Linked DNA regions of Homo sapiens: region 1 is linked to region 2. A link is a contact called in ENCODE Hi-C data. All regions are on one chromosome and are shown on one strand. The core of a region is the stretch at or near the end of the contact, and the rest is flanking DNA. Distances in the headings are between cores, read along the strand shown.

Region 1 (3,645 bases), core at 1,091-3,590, 410 kb after region 2:
CTCAGGCTTTGCTCATGTGAGTCACTCTCAGGCGTGGCCACCCCATCCCTTCTTACCTGACCCAGCGTTGGTGACAGGTCTCTCCCCACCCATGAGGCCTCCCAAGACTGGAAGTGCCTCAGGGTGGGGCCCCTGAGGCAGGTTAGCAGGGAACCCAAAGCACAGTGCGGTGGCCAGAAGCTGCCCTCCCACCGAGCGGCCTCCTGGCCCTACGGGGACACGGGCTGCAGGATAGGCTCCCTTCCAGGGTCACCCTCACAGCACCAGCCACCCCACCTCTGCTCCGTGCACCGTCAGGGCCCTTAGCATGTACATGTACATGTGCATGCCCACATGTGGGGGCACCTCCCTTTTCCCCAGCACCCCGTTTCTTAACATTTCACCCTGTTACCACTTCACAGAGCAGGGACAGAGACTCCAGGTCCCACGGCGGGCAAGCGCTGCAGCTGAGCTTTGTGCCCAGGCAGGCGGCCGGCTCTGTGGGCTTAAGGCCCTACTCATGGCTTCTTTGGGCCTCTGGGGTGACAATGCAGATGGGCGGCAATCAGCCCACAGCCACAACCCATCAGCCCTCAGACCAACCCAAGAGCTTGACGTCTCCCTACCCAGCCACCCACGGTCCTCACCGCGAGGAGAGGCCATAGGGGGGCGGCCCTGGAGGTCTTGTGCTGGCCCCTGGCATGGCTCACCGCCTGGCCCTGCTCAGCAGGGGGTCGAGGGAGTCCAGCCCCTAGTATCTGGCCAGCTAGTCGGAGGGTGAGTAGTTGGCAATGTTTATTGGGAAACAGCAAACTCTGCTGGGCACCCAGGCCAGCCGGGAGAGCACGGCCCTGGAAGCGGGGCCTGGAGAGGAATCCAGGGCCGTATGGCTGGTCAGGCAGCCAGGGAAGGCCTGGCAGGTGCACGGACCTGAGGCTGCCCAGATAGGAGGAGCCGGGGGTGGTAGAGGCCAGCTGAACGGTGGAGGCTGGCACTGTCCATGGCACAGGAGGTGGCCCTGGTGCTCAGGCCTCCAGGCTGGGGTCATCAGGCGGCAAGTACATGGGCTCGATGTGGGCCCACCCACGGGCCTGCTCATCGGCCCAGGCGAGCAGCTCTGCGGCGCGGTGCAGGAAGATCAGGAGCAGGGTGTGCACGTCGCCCTCGGCTGAGTGGGCTGCGCTTGGCTCTGCCCGGAAGTAGCGGTGGAAGAGGCTGCCGAGGCTGTAACCCTGGCGGCCCCGGGCCCGGGTGCCGTGGCTGTGGGCGCGGTCCAGGCCCCGCAGGGCCGGCAGCGTGTCCAGGCAGACAGTGTCCCGGGGCAGGCGGGCACCCAGGCGCCGCAGCTCGGCACACAGCAGGGGGAAATCATAATCAAAGCCATTGTGGGCCACAAGGCAGATGGGCCCTGCCTGGCGGCTCAGGAAGGCCTGCAGCGTCCGCACCACGGCGCCATCAAAGCCAGCCTTCCGGCATCGCGCCAGGCCCTCACTGCTCAGGCCGGTGATCTCGCTGGCCTTGGCAGTGAAGGGGCGCTCCGGGCACATGCACAGCGTGAGCTTGTCCAGGACCCGGGGCAATACTAGGGCACCAGACTCGTCGTGCTCCGGGTTCTCCAGGGAGGAGCGGTGGACAGCAAAGAGGGACAGCTCGGCAATCTCGGGCTCCACACTGGGGAGCCCAGTGGCTTCCAGGTCCAGGAAGACAAAGGTCTCGGCCCGGGGTGCCTCGGACATGGTGATGTTCCCACGGGGATAGCAAGTCCTCAAACTGTCCGAGCGAGAGGCACAAACCCTGAGGACTGGAGAGAGGGGTTCGCCCGGGCCCTGCTGTGTACCATCCTCCCCCTAGCCAAAGCTCTGACCCTTCTGGGGCTCACTTCCTGCCACCCCCGACCACAGCACCTGTGACCTTTGGCTCTGGGAGCGTCAGCCCCACTCCTGTCACCTACTGAACAGAAAAGGCAGGCCTCAGAGCGCTCTACTGCCTGCCTCCAGCCACAGTCCCCAGCAGGGATTGGGAGAGGCAGAGGCAGCTCAGGGACCGCACCTTGGCGGGGTCCAGCCCCTTCACCGGAATGCCTTGGCTGGGAACCTGGGGCATAGCACACTGGGTCTCCAGCCCTGGAACCAGCTGCCGGGAAGCAGGCAAGCAGCCACCCGAAAGAGCCCATGCAGTGCACCCAGCTCCCGCTGGGCTCGACCTCCCCACCCTTGTCCCTGGCACACAGGTGCTGGTCCCGAGCTGGCCTCTGCCTGCTTGCCCCCAGGCTCCCGGGGAGACTGTCCTTGCCAACCCCACCACACCAGCTTACCTGGGGCGGGCACTGACCGGCTTCCTGGGCTTCTGGGCACCTGTCGCCACACAGGCTGCTCTAGGCGGCCTTTAATCAGCGGCCGCAGCCCGCCCCCAGCTGCCTGTTGGCCAACAATGAGGCCTGGGGCCTCAGGACCTGCGCAGCCGGCTCGCTCGCCACCCCCTCGCTAGCTCACAGCCACTGAGACACACGCCCCGTGTTTACAAATTAGGAAGCAGGCCCCGAGCTCTTCACAGGCACGGGGAGGAAGCCAGAGTGGTGCGGAAGGCAGTAACCTCCACCTAGCCAGGCTGTGGCTGCCAGGCCTGGCAGGCCTGGGGTCAATGCCTCCCCCATGCTGGGGCCAATGCCTCCCCCATGCTGGGGCCAGTTACACAAAGGCAACAGGTCCTCTTTGCCAGGCCTCAGTCTCCCCGTCACTGGAGATCAGGTGCCGCTCGTGGGGATGAAGCGAGCTCTGGAGTGTGACCAAGGTGCCCACACATGCCGTGCTCAGCCTCCAAAGGGGAAGGGGTGCTCCCCCAAAACCTAGGGATGGGGCAGCCTCGGGAGATGCTATCTGCTTTAAGGACGTCGCTTCATCATGTCTACCGTGCACCTAACAGTGGCTGCTGGGGAAGGAAGGGAGGTGGGCCTGGCCCGGGAGCTGTGCAGGCCGCAGCTGAGCTAATGCTTCCTCCACCACAGATAAGCAACGTTAGGGGGTGGGCCAGGAGCGCCGGGACTACAGGAGGAGTGAAGCCCAGCCCCTCGGACCCCAGGCTCAGGGACCTGCCCTGTCTATCCCGCTCCAGGCAAAGGGCACCAGGTCCTTCCCGGTCCTGCGAGCAGTGGCGCCCTGAAGACCTCATTCTGGAGCAAGAGACAACAGCCCTTGATGGTGGGTGCACTGCAGGGCCAGCCCCATGCTGGGGGCACAGAGAGGTGACCAAGAGGAGTCCCTTGGCCTATAAATCAGGTGGTGCACCTGCACCATGGTGACCACAGGCCTGCCCGGCCTCCCACCTCTCACAGTGGTGGCTGGGGGATGCCTCAGGCGACTGGGATGGAGGGGGGTCTGGCACCTGGCTCCTCCTGGCCTCCTTGCCTTGTGTGCCCACAGGGACCTTGGGGAAGCAAAGGAGATGGTGCCAGGAGGGAGCAGGGTGGGGCGGGCAGCAGCAGGTACAATGGCCCCAAGGAGGCAGAGGCCCTACCAGTCACGCCTGTTCCGGTACTCACAGGGAGGGAGGCAGCTGTGACAGGCACACTGCTCAGGGAGATACTGGGTCACCCTGGGAAGCCCAGACAGCATCTTCCTGGACAACCAGTCAGGCTGAATTCCCCAGCCCAGAGCTGAGCGCCCAGCC
Region 2 (3,615 bases), core at 693-3,192:
CCCACCTCCCTCCAAAGGGCCCTGGCCACCACCATCAGCCCTTCCCGGTGACCCAGATGACCACGTTGATACCAAATGGGGTTGGGGGAGGCACCCCTGCTTTGCACCCAGTGCTGCACCCAGCCCCAGCCCCAAACCCTGCCGTCTCTGGGGGGCTGGCCAGGAGGGAGCCCTGAGTGGCCAGCTGCGACCTGGGTGGGGGCACCTGAAGATGTCTGTCCCCCACCCCTTGTCCTGGGTTGGGAGAGACAGGGGAAAGAGGTCCTCTCAAGGGTGCCAGCTGCCTGGGTCTCCCAAGAGGGTTGCCCCATTTGCCGTCCCCGGGGCAGGCTGCCCCCTGTTCTGGGAAGCCCACCCTCACCTGTTTAGGCCCCGTAGTGACCCACGCGCCCAGCAGACGCCCACCCACTGCTAGCTGTCGTTCCTGTGCAAAGTTGTGTGTTGTGCACCCACCCGGGCGGCCGCCACTAGGCCCGGGGCATGTGCTGTGAGCTTCCTGTGAGCCCAGGTTCTGCTCACTGCTGTCTGTCCTGCATCTTAAACACCACCTCTGCTTTCCTGGTGTAGATCTAGGCCAGTGGCTGCTTGTTCTCGTGGAGCTGTGTGTGTTCTTCTCTGAGCTGCTCCTCCCCGGAGGCCCCCAGCACAGACCCAGGAGATGGCGGGAAGGAGGAACCAGGGCGCGGCCAATGCTCACCCTGTGACCACGATGGTAACCATGACTGTGGGAGGAAGAGCCGGACCCGGGACGGAGTGGGGCTGCCCTGCCTGAGGCTCCCAGGAGAGCTTTATGCTTTGGCATTCCACCCCTGTTGTTACTTGTGACTGTTTCCTCGACCTGGTGGGCTGTTCCCTGCTGTGTTTACTGGTGTCCTGTGACTGTCTGTGATGACTATAGGGCAGGGCCCTGCCCCAGCAGATGGGCTTGGGAGGGGGCTCCCTGAAGCCGGTGGACACTGCCAGAGTCCACGTCCTGGCAAGAGGCGGGCCCTGGGGCCCTCGGGAAGGAGGGAGGTAGCAGTGGGGTCGGCAGCAGGACGGGGGTAGACGAGGCGCCTTGCCAGGAACCCCAGGAGGAGGGATCCTAGGACCTGTGTCCTGTAGTGGCTGTTTGCAGTTTCTCTCTGTGTTGTGGTTCCCTTCTTTTCAGTGATTTCGGTACACGTTTCTCTTCAATAAATTTCATTCCATTTTCCAGCCGGTCTCGCCTCTGCTGTGGGAAACTAGTGGGAAAGGTCTCTTTGGGATAAAATGGAAGTTGGGGGACAACAGTGGCCTGGAATTCTGACCCTATTGTGCTCACTGGGATACGGTCAGGGCATAGTAGGCCAGCGATTGTAGAGAATGACCTAACTGCGATGGTGGTTCCAACCCAGAGTCAGTGGCTTATGAGGATGAGGAAAGAAACCAAGCTGAACATGCTGGATGGTGCCAGTTGACGGAACACTGCCGTGCGAGGGCAATGTGTGGCTTGCTCCCCAGGGCATGCATGGAGGCTCCCAGAACGAAGTGCATAAGACGTGGAAGGGCAGGCAGGGGACAGCAGGCTGGGGCGGAGGCCTGGGTTGAAGCTCTAGCATAGACATCTTTTTAACTGTTCCTCAGTTCCTCATGTTTATCCTGTGTGTGGAGCTTTCACCATCTCTTTGGAAAGACAGAAGAGATGGATAAGGAAAAGGAGTAGAACAGAGCGGCACCCCTTGCCTTCCCCAGAGTCTGGGTAGCGGGCGCAGGACGTGTCGCCTGTCCAAATGCGCAACTTTCACCAGTGTACGCTACGCGTGCGCGCCTGTGCACCTTGACGAGCACGCAGCCGTCATGAGTGCGCCTGGGCACGCCGCCATTTCCTGCAGCCGCGACAGCACGGTCGTATATTTCCGGTTGTCATTTTATTCTTTTTGAGAAATGGTCTCGCTCTGTTGCCCAGGGTGGAGTGTAGTGGCGCTGTCATAGCTCACTGCAACCCCGACCTCCTGGGCTCAAGCGATTCTCCCGCCTCAGCCTCCCGACTAGCTGGGACCACAGGCGTGCAACCACCATACCCGGAACCACAGTCACAGTCGGTCGCAGTGCCCGCTGGGAAAATGCGACCGTCCACAAAGCGAAACGGCCATCGGGGCGAGTTCGGCCTCGGCGGGGATTCTCCTGAGGTCACGCCCGCTCTGGCCGCCAGAGGACGCCCGAGGATCACGAATGGGCCCGAGGAGCTGGCTGCCCCTTCCCACGCTCAAGGTCTGCAGCCGTGGCCAGAGTGGCCTTGGGGTGACCGCGCGTGGACCGTCGCCGGCGGGAGGGAGCGCGGTCCCGCGGGGGCCGAACGGGGCTCCTGTGGCCTGAGCTTGTTTCGCAGGGAGCCCTGGCGGCCATGGCTCTGGGACACCAGACAACGGTCGTCAGGGCTGTCCAGGGTAAGGGGGTGTGGACGTGCAGACAGGGAGGGCAGCTGGACCCTCCAACCATGCTGGGCCCTTGGGCTGACCGGGGCTCGTCTGTGGGGCTCAGTGAGGAGGGACTTTGTTCCCTAGGAGTTTGATGAGGGAGCGCCATGGGGGTGGCGTCATCCTGACATCCTGCAGGGCAGTGGAGCCTTACTTTCCCTAGCCCCAGAGATCATGAAGTCTCTCTTTGTTTAAAGGTAGAAACCAAGGACAAGAGATTGGTGGGAACTGCTCTGGTTACAAAATTGCAGAACCAGACTTCTTAATTCTGGGACCCGTGCTGCTTTCATTACACTCTACCGCTTCCAGTTTGTGATGTGCTCCTTCTGTCAACAGTTAGCAAGCCTGCTGGCTCTGTTGCTCTGGCATGAGTCCAAAGGTGAAGGATGGGGGGCTGATGCATTTTGATACTCAAAATGTCTCCTAAACTGTCCAGTATGGTATACCATCTCCTGCCTCCTTGATGCTTGTGATGGCACCCCAAACAGTATATTTGGAAATCTAACATTCTTACTCCTGCCTGGACAGGCCCTCAGTATCATTCAACGAAAGCTCAATTATTACACAGGGAGTGACAGCACAGTTGTGACTTTCCCATTGTCATTTTTTTTTTTTTTGACACAGTCTTGCTCTGTTGCCCAGTCTGGTCTATGTCCACAGTATCTTCCTGGTCTGCTTATACGAAGTCAAGCAATTTCTGTGCTGGCATGGGTTCCAAGCACCTGAGAAAGCCCAATGTCATCTCTTTTCACAGTGGTTTTGTCTTTTGGCCGTACTTTATATTCCTTCTAGCATATAACCCCTTCCTGACTGAAGGCCAGGCAGAGCACGGGCCACTTTAAAGTTTAACTTTCAAGTAACTAAGATCCTCCCTTTCCCAGAGCAGCAGCAGTGCTTGGAGAAGCACCTGCCTCAGTCTTTATTCTCCCTAGAAACTGACCTTTCCTTTTCCCATTGTAACTTACCTCTGAGCAAGTTGGCAAAAAAGCCTGCATGCTCCCTTCTTTGCTGCATGAAGGAAATTCAAACCATGCAATTTCCTGTCTCCATGTGGGAATTCTCATCTTGGCCCCCCACTTCTAACCTCAGTGAAAACCTAGGCCACTCTCCTTCCTTTGCTTCCAGAAGCCATTTTGGAATTGCTGGAGATGACTGCTCCCCTCTCCTGAAAACCCTC

Evidence for each region. Hi-C counts contacts between places; a loop is a spot of excess contacts on that map. Pooled maps may share reads with other maps.
Region 1: a loop to region 2 is called in a map of heart right ventricle, with 6 times the contacts of the local background. The contact joins the promoter of TREX2 here to the enhancer-like site in region 2. A Hi-C loop is called at or near these places in 17 of 168 maps with a recorded cell type or tissue (A673, Caco-2, IMR-90 and 11 more), 5 of 37 single-sample maps with no recorded cell type and 24 of 50 pooled maps.

What each region holds. Positions count from the first base shown.
Region 1 is chrX:153,443,716-153,447,360 of GRCh38, forward strand. It overlaps TREX2 (three prime repair exonuclease 2), which reads right to left and starts at 2,341. Exons shown (of 2, transcript NM_080701.4): 1 at 2,294-2,341; 2 at 758-1,780. The coding sequence starts at 1,715. The coding sequence ends at 1,005.
Region 2 is chrX:153,030,654-153,034,268 of GRCh38, forward strand. No RefSeq gene overlaps it. Among named protein-coding and RNA genes, the nearest start is that of PNMA3, 24 kb to the right of the region's middle. Within about 2 kb of position 1,943, at least 10 of the 41 ENCODE cell types and tissues checked have a DNase peak (open chromatin) inside an H3K27ac peak, as active enhancers do.